Linked DNA regions of Homo sapiens: region 2 is linked to region 1. Evidence: read pairs that join two places in POLR2A ChIA-PET (ENCODE). Cell type or tissue: OCI-LY7. All regions are shown on one strand. Links, peaks and the distances in the headings refer to the core of each region. The heading gives the core; the rest is flanking DNA.

Region 1 (8,142 bases), core at 1,558-6,557:
CACCATCCTTCAGGCTTACTTGGACTTCTTCACATGACAGCAGTGGTAGGGGGTCCTGTGAGGAGGAAGAGACAGCGAGCCGCAATGTGAAAGCACTTTTCAAATCTCTGTTGATGCCACATTAGCAACTGTGTCATTGCCAAAGCAAGTCAGTGTGGCCAGGGACTAAAGTTACATGGCAAGGGGGAATAGATTCAGGGAGGGGAAGAACTTGTGGCTGTCTTTGAAATCTACTTCAGGAAGATCAGTCCAACTTCCATAGCCAAATTCAGCTATAATTAGATCAGTCCATTGGCATCTTTGCTCCCTGGGACCATATTATGGACTGAATGTTTGTGTCTCCCCCAGATTTGTACGTCAAAGTCCTAACACCTAGTGTGGCTGTATTTGGAGATGAGGCCTCTAAGGAAGTAATTAAACTTAAATGAGGTTTTAAGGGTAGGGCCCTAATCCTATGAGATTAATGTCCTTATAAGCGGAGACACCAGAGCACTCACCCTCTCTCGAGGCACATGTACTGAGGAGGGCCATGTGAGAACATAGTGAGAAGACAGCTGTCTATGGGCCAGGAAGAGTGCCCCCACCAGAATCCAAATTGGCTAGAACCTTGATTTTGGATGTTCAGCCTCTAGAACTGTGAAAAAAATAAATTTCTGTTGTTTAAGCCACCTAATCTGTGTTCTTTTGTTATGGTAGCCCAAGCAGACTAACACAAACCACATAACATTACTTTCAAGAAAGGTCCTTCTGATTCAACAGAGATTTTTTTGAAGGAGGACAATTTCCCTCAGTACTAAGCTCAGTCAAGGATGCCCAGGCCAGAGTTCCCATAATTGAAGCTTAGTCCTTCACTTTTTCATGTCCCATGCAAAGCACAGTCATCTCCCAGGGAAACAAGCAGCCCCAGCACAAATTCTCCCAAGAAGTCCACTTCCTAGGGACTTTCTGCTCTTCCTGTTAAACACTCAATACAGAAGGGGAGGCCAGGTGCAGTGGCTCACGCCTGTAATCCCAGCACTTTGGGAGGCAGAGGCTGGTGGATCACGAGGTCAGGAGATTGAGACTATCCTGGCCAACATGGTAAAACCCCGTCTGTACTAAAAATACAAAAATTAGCTGGGCAAGATGGCCCATGCTTGTAATTCCAGCTACTCGGGAGGCTGAGGCAGGAGAATCACTTGAACCCGGGAGGCGGAGGTTGTGTTAAGCCAAGATCACGCCATTGCCCTCCAGCCTGGCAACAGAGTGAGACTTTGTCTCAAAAAAAAAAAAAAAAAAGAAGGGGTAATTATGCTCCTTTTTCTTAGGCAATGATTACTTGCTAATCCTCTTAAAGGAGATTACCCTAGCGGGCTGGGGAATCTACACATACCCTCCAGGAGAAGGCTGCTTTCAGTGATTCTAACACTCCCTGCTCTTCTAAGACTCCCTAGGTAGTTCAAAAGGGCCCATATTACTCTTCGAAGAGTCAGCTTTGCGCTGGGCACAGAGGCTCACGCCTGTAATCCCAGTACTTAGGGAGGCCGAGGTGAGCAGATCACCTGAGGTCAGCCTGGCCAACATGGCGAAACCCCGTCTCTACTAAAAATACAAAAACTAGCCGGCTGGGCGTGGTGGCAGCCACCTGTAATCCCAACTACTCAGCAGGCTGAGGCAGGAGAATCGCTTGAACCTGGGAGGCGGAGGTTGCAGTGAGCTGAGATTATGCCATTGCACTCCAGCCTGGGCGACAGAACAAGACTCTGTCTCAAAAAAAAAAAAAAAAAAAGAGCCAGCTTCAGTGATTTCTGTATTATTACAGAAATAATGAAAAAAACAGATAGTTGTCCCCCAGTATCTATTCTCCCCTTCTTCTTATTGTTGGACACATGGACACCGAGAATAAAGACAAATTTCTTTGCCTTCTTTGTGACTAAATATAGTCATGTGACTAAGCTGTGGCCAGTGACATGTGAGCATAAGTGATGAGCGCAGCTTCTAAATTATGCTCTTAAAAAGAAACACATCTTCCCTTTCTTCTTTTGGCCCTTCTTTCATCCTGTTTCTTAGAAAGTATCATGGCAGAAATTGATCTTGGACCACAGGAATGGGAAAAACATCCTAGGGATGACAATGCAACAGTAAAGAAAGTTCCTAGATGAACTGACAGAGCAGAACTGCCATACTTGCCTTCTGTACTATATGTGAGAGAGAAATACACTCCTATCTCGTTGAAGTCAGTTACTTTGGGTATCCGTAACAAGTAGCCAAACTTTTCTTTCTTTCTTTTTTTTTTTTTTTTGAGACAGTCTCACTCTGTCACCCAGGCTGGAGTGCAGTGGTGCCATCTCGGCTAACTAACCTCCGCATTCCAGGTTTAAGTGATTTTTGTGCCTCAGCCTCCTGAGTAGCTGGGATTACAGACATGCACCACCGTGCCTAGCTGTTTTTTGTATTTTTAGTAGAGACAGGGTTTCACCATGTTGGCCAGGCTGGTGTCCAACTCCTGACCTCAAGTGATCTGCCCGCCTTGGCCTCCCAAAGTACTGGGATTACAGGAATGAGCCACCATGCCTGGCCATGAGTAACCAAATTTCTATCTTAATGATTTACTATGATGATTCTGATTCCTCTTTTGCTAGAGAAGCTAGTGGGTCACAACTTTTTTTTTATTTACTTATTTTAATTTTTTAAAAACTTTGTTTTGTAGAGACAAGGGTCTCACTGTGTTGCTCAGGCTGGTCTCAAACTCCTGGCCTCAAGCAATTCACCCACCTCAGCCTCCCAAAGTGCTGAGATAACAGCCATGAGCCGCCATGCCGTGACTTTAAAAAAATTTTTTTAGGCCGGGCGTGGTGGCTCATGCCTGTAATCCCAGCACTTTTGGAGGCCAAGGCGGGCAGATCACCTGAGGTCAGGAGTTTGAGACTAGCCTGGCAAACTTGATGAAACCCTGTCTCTACTAAAAATACAAAAATTAGCCAGGCATGGTGGTAGACGCCTGTAATCCCTGCTACTCGGGAGGCTGAGGCACAAGGATCACTTGAACTTGGGAGGTGGAGGTTGAAGTGAGCAGAGATCATGCCTCTGCGCTCTAGCCTGGGTGACAAAGCGAGGCTCTGTCTCAAAACAAACAAAAAAAATTATTTATTTATTTATTTATTTTTTGAGACAGAGTCTCACTCTGTCACCCAGGCTGGAGTGTAGTGGTGCAATCTCGGCTCACTGCAACCTCCACCTCAAGTGATCCTCCTGCCTCAGCCTCCCAAGTAGCTGCGAGTAGTACAGGTGCCCGCCACCACGCCAGGCTAATTTTTGTATTTTTAGTAGAGACGGGGTTTCACCATGTTGGTCAGGCTGTTCTCGAACTTCTGACCTCGTGATCTGCCCACCTTGGCCTCCCAAAGTGTTGGGATTACAAGCATGAGCCACTGTGCCCAGCCAAAAAAAAAATTTTTAAGATGAAGTCTCACTCTGTCATGCTGGAGTACAGTAGCATGGACATAACTCACTGTATCCTGGAACTCCTGGGCTCAAGAGATCCTCTACCTCAGCCTCCTGAGGAGCTGGAACCACAGGCTTGAGCCACCACACTCATGTAATTTTTTAAATTATTTTTATTATTATAATATTTTTGTTTAGACAGACTGGAACTCATTCCAACTAAAATAATTGGATTCCCCACTCCTACTTTTGTCTTCTCCAATCTATGCTTCATCCAGCACTGGTTTCTAAGAAATATAAGTCAAGAGGCTTTGTTTAATGTACAAAGCTAAGCACGTGTTTTTACAACTTCCCTTCCAAAAGTCCCATGGAATTTGTACCAAAAATAAATAAAATAAATCCAGTCTGTGATAAATTCCTAAAAGACTAAAAGCAGACAAATACAATATCTAATCCCATACAATTATTAAAAAAAGAAGACACATTTTTTTTACAGAGATAGGATCATAATGATGGATAAACTAGAGTTGAAAAAGCCACAGTCCAGAACAGCAGTCCCCAAACTTTTTGGTACCAGGGACTGGTTTCGTAGAAGAAAATTTTTCCGGGGGGTGGGGGTGGTTTCAGGATGAAACTGTTCCACCTCAGTTCATCAGGCATTTGTTAGATTCTTACAAGGCAGGCACAACCTAGACCTGTTGCATGCCCAGTTCACAATAGGGTTTGTGCTCTTATGAAAATCTAATGCCGCTGATCTAACAGGAGGTGGAGCTCAGACAGTAATGCTCATGTGCCTGCCACTCACCTTCTGCCATGCAGCCTGGTTCCTAACGGGCTGCAGACCGGTACCAAGTGGTCCAGGGGTTAGGGACCCCTGGTCCAGATTATGCACAGAAAAGGCTAAAATGGGAGTGGAAATAGACTTCCTGGGAGAGAGAATTTCTAAATTGAAGTTAGCACGAACAGAGAACATCTGAGAAGGGAAACAAAGATCAAAATAATAAATCGGAGCAGTCTTTGGAACAGCTGCACTACTTGACATCCTTCTCTCTAACCATAGACAGCCACAAACTCCCCTGATACTTCTAAATATATCCTGAGAATAAATGGAAGAATCACCCTAGGAGATTTGGTGCCCTAAGGCTCCTTATTTTGGTATTTGGGTGGGGGAAATTTTATTAACTAATTCCTTCCCCATTATAATTATTTATTTTCCTTTGAAAACAAGCCCAAACATCAAACTTATCAGTTACACTTTTGGAAATTTAGTTGTTCAGAAACTTCATCTTCCATGTACTCTTCTTGAAAAAAAAATTCATTACAAGTGTGTATTCCAGCAAAAAATATAAATAAATCTTTTAAAAAAAAAGGTTGATATGGGGAGAAACAATTGACCTAATATAAAAATACAATGAAAAGAAATATCAAGATTTAGCTACACAACAAGCCTAAAGTGTAATTGTTCCAAATTAGAATAAAAAGTCAAAAGTTGGACCGGGCGCGGTGGCTTACGCCTGTAATCCCAGCACTTTGGGAGGCCAAGGCATGAGGATAACAAGGTCAGGAGATCGAGACCATCCTGGCTAATATGGTAAAACCCCGTCTCTACTAAAAATACAAAAAATTAGCCAGGCGTGGTGGCACGCACCTGTAGTCCCAGCTACTCGGAAGGCTGAGGCAGGAGAATTGCTTGAACCCAGGAGGCAGAGGTTGCAGTGAGCTGACATCGCGCCACTGCACTCCAGCCTGGTGACAGAGCAAAACTCCGTCTCAAAATAAATAAATAAATAAGTCAAAAGTTAAAATGGGTCCTAGCCAGAGAAATTAGTCAAGAAAAGAAATAAAGGATCTCTAAACTGGAAAGGAAGTAGTCAAATTGTTCCTGTTTGCAAATGACATGATCTTACATGTGGAAAACCCTAAAATCTCTACCAAAACACTCCTAAAATTCATAAACAAATTCAGTAACATTGCAGAATACAAAATCAACATACAAAAATTTAGTAACATTTCTATACACAAACAACAAACAAATATAAAAAGCAATCTCATTTAACATAGCTACAAAAAAGTAAAATACCTAGGAATAAGTTTAACCAGAGAAGTGAAAGATCTCTACAAGGAAAACCATAGGACACTGATGAAAGAAATTGAAGAGGAGGTTGGGTGCAGTGGTTCACGCCTGTAATCCTAGCACTTTGGGTGGCCAAGGCGGGAGGATAACTTGAGGTCAGGAATTTGAGACCAGCCTGGCCAACATGGTGAAATCTTGTCTCTACTAAAAATACAGAAGTTAGCCAGGCATGGTAGTACGTGCCTGTAGTCTCAGCTAATTGGGAGGCTAAGGCACAAGAATTGCTTGAACCTGGGAGTGGGGGACTGCAGTGAGCCATGATCGCACCACTACACTCCATCCTGGGCAACAGAGCAAGACTCTGTCTTAAAAAAATAAAAGAAGAGAAGAGGAGAGGGGAGGGGAGGGGAGGGGAGACAAGACAAGACAAGAGAAAAGAAAAGAAGAGAAAAAAGAAAAGAAAAGAAAGAAGTTGGAGAGGACACACAAAAAAATGGAAAGACATCTCACATCTCATGTTCATGGATTGGAAGAACCAGTAACATAAAAATGATCATACAACCAATAATGTCAAAATGATCATACTACCAAAAGCTGTCTATAGATTCAATGCAATCCCTATCAAAATACCAGTGACATTCTTCTCAGAATGTTTCACAGAAAAAAATCCTAAAATTCATATGGAACTACAGAAAACTCCTAATAGCCAAAGCAATCCTGAGCAAAAAGAACAAAGTGGGATGCATCACACTACCTGACTTCAAAATATACTACAAGGCTATAGTAACTAAAACAGCATAGTACTGACCTAAAAATGGATATATACACCTATGGAATGGAATAGAGAACGCGAAATAAATCCATGTATTTACAGCCAACTGATTTTTGACTAAGGCACCAAGAACATTCATTGGAGGAAGTAAAGTCTCTTCAATAAATGTACTAGGAAAACTGGATATCTGTATGCTGTAGAATGAAACCAGACCTTTATCTCTCACAATATACAAAAATCAACTCAAAATGGACTAAAGACTTAAATGTAAGACCTGAAACTATGAAACTACTAAAAGAAAGTATAAAAGAAACACTCCAAAACATGGGACTGGGCAAAGATTTTATAGATAATACCTCACAAGCACAAGCAACAAACTCAAAAATAGCTGGGCCCAGTGGCTCATGCCTGGAATCCCAGCACTTTGGGAGGCCGAGGCAGGTGGATTACCTGAGGTCAGGAGTTTGAGACAAGCCTGGCCAAAATGGTGAAACCCCATCTCTACTAAAAATACAAAAAATTATTCAGGCATGTTGGTGGGCACCTGGAATCCCAGCTACTCAGGAGGCTGAGGCAGGAGAATTGCTTGAACCCGGGAGGCAGAGGTTGCAGTGAGCTGAGGTCATGCCATTGCACTCCAGCCTGGGCAATAAGAGCAAAACTTTGTCTCAAAAAAAAAGAAGCAAAAATAGACAAAAGGGATTATTACTATATCAAACTAAAATCTTCTCCACAGCAAAGGAAACTATCAACAGAGTGAAGAGACAACCAGTAGAATGGGAGAAAATATTTTCAAAATATTAATCTGGCAAAGGATTAATACCACGAATATACAAGGAACTCAAACAATTCAACAGCAAAAACACCCAAAGAATCCAATTTTTTTAAATGGGCAAATGAGTTGAATAGACATCTCTCAAATGAGACATACAAATGGCCAGCAGGTATATAAAAGAACGCTCAACATCACTAATCACCAGGGAAATTCAAATCAAAACCACAATGAGATAACATCTCACTCCAGTTAGAATGGCTACTATCAGAAAGACAAAAAAATAACAAATTCTGGAGAAGATGTGGAGAAACGGGAACTCTACATATTGCTGGAGGGAATGTAAATTAGTACAGCCATTATGGAAAACAGTATAGAGGTTCCTCAAAAAATGAAAAACAAAGCGGGGCACAGTTGCTCACGCCTGTAATCCCAGCACTTTGGGAGGCTGAGGTGGGCGGATCACGAGGTCAGGAGATTGAGACCATCCTGGCTAACATGGTGAAACCCCGTCTCTACTAAAAATACAAAAAATTAGCTGGGCATGATGGCATGTACCTGTAATCCCAGCTACTTGGGAGGCTGAGGCAGGAGAATAGCTTGAACTCGGGAGGCAGAGGTTGCAGTGAGCCAAGATTGCGCCACTGCACTCCAACCTGGCGACAGAGTGAGACTCCGTCTCAAAAAAAAAAAAAAAAAAAGAAAAGAAAAAAGAAAAACAGAGCTGTCTGATGAGCCAGCAATTGCACTACTGAGCATATATCCAAAGGAAATTATGTTATCTGCACTCCCATGTTTTTTGCAACACTATTCACAACAGCCTATGTATATCTATAGGTTATATACAGATATATATAGATAGATATCACATTTTCTTTATGTGTATATATATATATATATATATACTCCATTGTGTGTGTGTATATACTCCATTGTGTGTGTGTATATACACATATGCACATATATATACACATATGTGTGTATGTACATACATACATACACACATATATAATACATACAATGGAATATATATATATACACACACAATGGAATATATATAGACACACACACAATGGAACACTATATCTATATACACACATA
Region 2 (6,557 bases), core at 1,558-6,557, 430 kb before region 1:
ACACGCCTGTGGTCCCGGCTACTCAGGAGGCTGAGGTGAGAGGATCACTTGAACCCAGGAGGTCGAGGCTGCAGTGAGCAGAGATAGTGCTACTTGCACTTCAGCCTGGGTGACAGAATGAGACACTGTATCAAAAAATAAAAGAAAGAAAGAAAGCAATAGCTTTGAGTGGAATCAATATGTAGTAGGATGAGGACAACAGAGGAAAAATGAGGAGCTAAAGACCAACATGGAGGAGGGGAACAGAGCCAGGAAATTGCAGAAAGCTGCCACAGGAAACAACAGACAAGGGAGCTCTACAATGTTGTAAAAACTCTCCTGAACCCCACCTCATTCTTTCACTTCAGATAATTTCACATAAAATGAGCAACAGAAAAGTAACAAAGTCAAGGCTGGGCACAGTGGCTCAGGCCTGTAATCCCAGCACTTTGGGAGGCTTAGGTGAGCGGATCACTTGAGGTCAGGAGTTCGAGACCAGCCTGGCCAACATGGTGAAATTCCGTCTCTACTAAAAATACAAAAATTAGCCGGGCATGGTGGCTACTTGGGTCCCAGCTACTCGGGAGGCTGAGGCAGGAGAATCGCTTAAACCCGGGAGGCAGAGGTTGCAGTGAACTGAGATCTTGCCACTGCACTCCAGCCTGGGCAACAGAGTGAGACTGTCTACAAAAAGGCTGGGCGTGGTGGCTCACCCTGTAATCTCAGCACTTTGGGAGGCCGAGTCGGGTGGATCACGAGGTCAAGAGATCAAGACCATCCTGGCCAGCGTGGTGAAACCCTGTCTCTACTAAAAATACAAAAATTAGCTGGGCGTGGTGACACACGCCTGTGGTCCAGCTACTCAAGAGGCTGAGGTGGGAAGATCACTTGAACCCGGGAGGTCGAGACTGCAGTGAGCTGTGATCATGCCACTGTACTCCAGCCTGTCTTAAAAAATAAAATGACCAGAAGAATAACATTACTACAGACAATGAAAGTACACCAAAAAGATGTGCAACAAAACATATCAAAATACAAACAAGCTAAAGGACACCAAAAAAATGATATAATATATTCATGAAAGAACATAAATCAGAACTAGAAAAACTCAGAAATGAGATGACAGAACTAATTCTGAAAGGAATCAGGAAAGAACTGGAAATACAAGAAAAAAAGCATTGTAGAAATGAAGACTAGGGCTGGGTGCGGTGGCTCATGCCTGTAATCCCAGCACTTTGGGAGGCCGAGGCAGGAAGATCACTTTGAGCTCAGGAGTTCAAGACCAGCCTGGCTAACATGGCAAAACCCCATCTCTACAAAAGAAAAAAAAAATTAGCTGGGTGTGGTGGCTCGTGCCTGTGGTCCCAGCTACTCAGGAGGCTGAGGTAGGAGGATCGCCTGAGCCCTGGAGGTAGAGGCTGCAGTGAGCTGGGATCATACCACTGCACTCAAGCCTGGGTGACAGAGCAAGGCCCTGTCTCAAAATAAATAAGATAAAATAAAATAAAGTTATAGAATTAAGAACACCATTTTGCAATCTCCAATGAATTAATAAATACACGCAACACTTGAAAAAAATCCCAAGCATAGAGACAACTAGATTTATATGCCTTCTTTTTTTTTTTTTTTTTTTTTGAGATGGAATCTCACTCTGTCACCCAGGCTGAAGTGCAATGGTGTGATCTTGGCTCACTGCAACCTCCACCTCCCAGGTTCAGCGATTCTCATGCCTCAGCCTCCCCAGTAGCTAGGATTACAGGAACCTGCTGCCACACCTGGCTAATTTTTGTATTTTTATTTGAGACAGGGTTTTGCCATGTTTGGCAGCCTGGTCTCGAACTCCTGACTTTAGGTGATCCACCTGCCTCGGCCTTCCAAAATGCTGGGATTACAGGTATGAGCCACTGTGCCCCACTGATTCATATGCCTTCCAATGTCTTGCCAAAGTGATCAAATCAGAGTTTAATCCAGCCTCTGGATCCAACTACTAATTTGCAGGACATAGCAAGGACACAGAACATTTAGAACTGCATCATGAGTATGTAATCAGCAAAATCCAGACTGCAGTAAATTCTGTAAGTCAGATAGCCCAGAATCTTCAACAAACAAATTGTAAGAAATTAAGAGGCTGGGCACAGTGGCTCACGCCTGTAATCCAAGCACGTTGGGAGGTCAAGGCTGGCAGATTGCCTGAGGTCAGGAGTTTGAGACTAGCCTGGCCAACACGGCAAAACCCGGTCTCTACTAAAACTACAAAAAAAAAAAAAAATTAGGCAGGCATGGTGGCATGCACCTGTAATCTAGCTACTCAGGAGGCTGAGGCAGGAGAATCGCTCGAACGTGGGAGGCAGAGGTTGCGGTGAGCCAAGATCACACCACTGCACTCCAGCCTGGGTGACAGAGTGAGGCTCTGTCTCAAAAAAAAAAAAAAAAAAAAAAAAAATCCCACAAAAATTAGCCAGGCATGGTGGCACGCACCTGTAGTCCCAGCTACTCGGGTGGCTGAGGTGGGAGGATGGCTTGAGCCTGGAAGGCAGAGACTGCAGAGAGTCAAGATCATGCCACTGCTCTCCAGCCTGGACGTCAGAGTAAGACTCTGTTTCCAAATAAACAAATAAATAACAAAAAGAAAATTGTAAGAAATTAAGAAAAGGATGAAAGTGGAACCTTAAAAGTTAAGAGATTTGGCCGGGCGCGGTGGCTCACACTTGTAATCGCAGCACTTTGGGAGGCCGAGGTGGGTGGATCACCTGAGGTCAGGAGTTCGAAACCAGCCTGGCCAACATGGCGAAACCCCGTCTCTACTAAAAATACAAAAATTAGCCAGGCGCGGTGGTGGGCACCTGTGATCCCAGCTACTCAGGAGGCTGAGGCAGGAGAATCGCTTGAACCCAGGAGGCAGAGGTTGCAGTGAGCCGAGATCACGCCATTGCACTCAGCCTGGGCAACAGAGACTCCGTCTAAAAAAAAAAAATTAAGAGACTTGGCTGGGTGCGGTCGGTGACTCATGTCTGTAATCCCAGCATGTTGGGAGGCCAAGGTGGGCAGATCACTTGAGGTCAGGAGTTCGAGACCAGCATGGCCAACATGGTAAGACCCCCGTCTCTACTAAAAATAAAAAATTAGTTGGGTGTGGTGGTGTGCCCCTGTAATCCCAGCTATTCCAGAGGGTAAGGCAGGAGAATCACCTCAGAATCAAGAGATAGAGGTTGCAGTGAGCCGAGATCTCACCACCACACTCCAGCCTGGGCGACAGAGCAAGATCCTGTCTCAAAAAAAAAAAAAAAGAATAACAAGGAAATGTTACGATTTTTTTTTTTATATACAGGGTCTCACTCTGTCACCCAGGCTGGAGTGTGGTGGCACGATCTCAGCTCACTGCAACCTCCGCTTCCCAGGCTCAAGCAATTCTCCTGCCTCAGCCTCCTCAGTAGCTGGGATTACTGGCACCTGCCACCACGCCCGGCTAATTTTTCTTTTTTTTGAGACAAAGTCTGGCTCTATCACCAGGCTGGAGTGCAGTGGCGAGATCCCGGCTCACTGCAACCTCTGCCTCCTGGGTTCAGGAGATTCTCCTGCCTCAGTCTCCCGAGTAGCTGGGACTACAGGCGCACACCACCATGCCCAGCTAATTTTCGCATTTTTAGTAGAGACGGGGTTTCACCCTGTTGGCCAGGATGGTCTCGATCTCTTGACCTCATGATCTGCCTGCCTCGGCCTCCCAAAGTGCTGGGATTACAGGCGTGAGCAACCATGCCCAACTTAATTTTTTGATTTTTTGTAAGAATGAGGTCTCACTGTGTTGCCCACACTGGTCTTGAACTCCTGAGCTCAAACGATCCTCCTGCCTCGGCCTCCCAAAGTGTTAGGATTACAGGCATGAGCCACAACGCCTGGCCAGAAATGTTGTGAATAATATTATGCCAAAAACATCGACAATTTAGATAAAATGGACACATTTTTTGAAAAAAAAAAAAACCTACCAAAACTAAATCAAAATGAAAGTAAAAGTCTAAATAGCCTTATATCTACTAAAGGAAACTGTTATCAAAAACATCCCCCATACCAGTCTAGGCCACGTGGCAAAACTCTGGCTCTACAAAAAAAATACAAATTAGCCAGGCATGGTGTCACGCCTGTAGTACCAGCTACTCAGGAGCCTGAGGTCGGGGGATCACCTGAGCCTGGGGAGGTCAAGGCTGCAGTGAGCCATGATCGTGTCACTGCGCTCCAGTCTGGGCATCACTGTAAGACCCCGCCTCAAAAAACCAAAAAACGTCCCCGTAAAGAAAACTCTAGGCCCAGATGATTTCACTAAGTAAATTATGTCAAGTACTAAATACTACTACCAACCTTACACAAAGATAAAGCAAAGGAGGAGGAAACATTACTTCACTCTTTTTAGGAGGCCAGCATAACCCTGGTACCAAAATTTTTTTTTTTTTTTTTGAGACAGAGTTTCACTCCTTTTGCCCAGGCTGGAGTGCAATGGCACGATCTCGGCTCACTGCAACCTCTGCCTCCCGGGTTCAAGCGATTCTCGTGCCTCAGCCTCCCAAGTAGCTGGAATTACAGGTGCCTACCACCATGCCCGGCTTTTTTTGTATTTTTAGTAGAGATGGGGTTTCACCATGTTGGCCAGGGTGGTCTCGATCTCTCAACCTCATGATCCGCCCACCTCGGCCTCCCAAAGTGCTGGGATTACAGGCGTGAGCCACCGCGCCCGGCCCCAAAACTTTTAAAAATTAAGTCTGTGGGAAAATTAAACACCAACTATATTTTATTATACTGACAATTTATTAACTTTTTAGGTGCAATAATGGTAATAAAAATCCTTATCTTTTAGAGATACATGCTAAAACATTTACAGATTAAATTGGTATGATATCTGGTTTTGCTTCAAAATAATCTTGGTTAGGGGGAAAGTAGTTGAGGGAATAAATAAACCAAGATTGGCCATGAATTGATAATTATTGAAGCTGGGTCCCTGGGAATTCATTACACTATTTTCTCTATTTTTGTATATGCTTGATACTTTATATAATATAAAGCAAAAAATAATGGCAAATGATTAAACGACATTAAATGCATAAGAACTACAGGTTGTTTGAGATCATTTAAAAAGAGAGTGAAACAAAAAAATCATTGAACACCATTAGAAGTTGTTAGGACATAACTACTTTGAAAACGGTAAGGGAAGAGATTTAAGCATTTATCTTGCCATTCTGGTATGAATTTTATTTCGGAGTAATCAAATGGTCCTAGAGGATGTGAAAAAGGTTTTCTGTACAGAATTAGAGCTAATAAATGAGGAAAAATTAATAGCCTTAGAAAATCACCATTCTGTAATCCCTAGTGAAACAAGCAATTCATAAAATGATAATCAACGGATAGTAAAACAACTTGGTGAAAAATTGACCGGAAACTTTATGATGCTGGGATGAGGCTATCACCATCTGAAAATAAAAGAAGCCTGGGAGCTGGAGTGGACAGTGGAGGAGAGCTGTCCAACCAGAAACACCCGTGCCATGTAGAATAAGTTAAAAATAAATCTGTGGTGTTAAATCACTGAAATATGGGAGCAATTCATTACAGAAGTTGGCTTACCATAAAAGTATACCATTTATATATATTAAAACACATAGGCACATAATTACATATATTTTCAAAGATACATACATATCCAAACATATACTGACACAGGGAGAGGAATGAGAATAGGGATGAGGGATCAAAAGAAGAGGCCAGGCACAGTGGCTCACACCTGTAATCCCAGCACTATGGGAGGCTGATGCAGGAAGACTTCTCAAGGCCAGGAGTTCAAGACCAGGCTGAGCAACACAGTAAGACCCAATCTCTAAAAAAAATTTTTTTTTAATTAGCTGGACATGCTCGTGTGCACTTGTAGTCCTACTCAGAAGGCTGAGGTGGGAGCATTGCTTGAGCCCAGGAGGTCAAAGTTACAGTGAGCCAAGATCACATCACTGTCCTCCAGCCTGGGTGACAGTGAGACCCAGTCTCTTAAAAAAATAATAATTTTTTTTTTTGACACGGAGTCTCGCTCTGTCGCCCAGGCTGGAGTGCAGTGGCATGATCTCGGTTCACTGCAACCTCTGCCTCCTGGGTTCAAGCAATTCTCTTGCCTCAGCCTCCTGAGCAGCTGGGACTACAGGCATGCGCCACCATGCCCAGATAATTTTTGTATTTTTAGTAGAGATGGGGTTTCACCATGTTGGCCAGGCTGGTCTCGAACTCCCGACCTCAGGTGATCCACCTTCCTCGGCCTCCCAAAGTGCTGGGATTACAGGCATGAGCCACCGTGCCCAGTCTAAAATTTTTTTAAAAAAGAAGAAAATAAAATAAGAAAGGGGCCTGGTGATGGAATTCACTATGCTATGAGAAGCATGGTTTAACTATTAAATAATTAAAAATAACAATTTAAAAAGAAGACAACTAATCAATCTGCCCTTTCCAGAGAGAACCCAGGTTAGTTCACTGGGAATATAATTATCTTCAGCCTTGGGGAATAGGAGCACAGAATGGTTCTGGAGAGGAGACAGTGTTGAGGAATCCTCCAC

What was found. Peaks named below come from ENCODE experiments on the same cell type or tissue, not always from the same donor. Only the 100,000 strongest peaks of a DNase experiment are listed, where the experiment ranks them.
Region 2: POLR2A ChIA-PET joins it to region 1 with 5 read pairs; 2 of 35 experiments call an interaction of 5 or more read pairs at or near these places.

The regions. Positions count from the first base shown.
Region 1 is chr1:45,790,441-45,798,582 of GRCh38, reverse strand. No RefSeq gene overlaps it. Among named protein-coding and RNA genes, the nearest start is that of MAST2, 9.1 kb to the left of the region's middle. In OCI-LY7, for the core only: CTCF peaks have their summits at 3,977 and 4,177 (motif pointing right); a DNase peak (open chromatin) is centred at 4,172; H3K4me3 peaks cover 868 bases; H3K27ac peaks cover 521 bases.
Region 2 is chr1:46,226,408-46,232,964 of GRCh38, reverse strand. No RefSeq gene overlaps it. Among named protein-coding and RNA genes, the nearest start is that of RAD54L, 18 kb to the left of the region's middle. In OCI-LY7, for the core only: no CTCF peak of the experiment used is centred there; no DNase peak of the experiment used is centred there.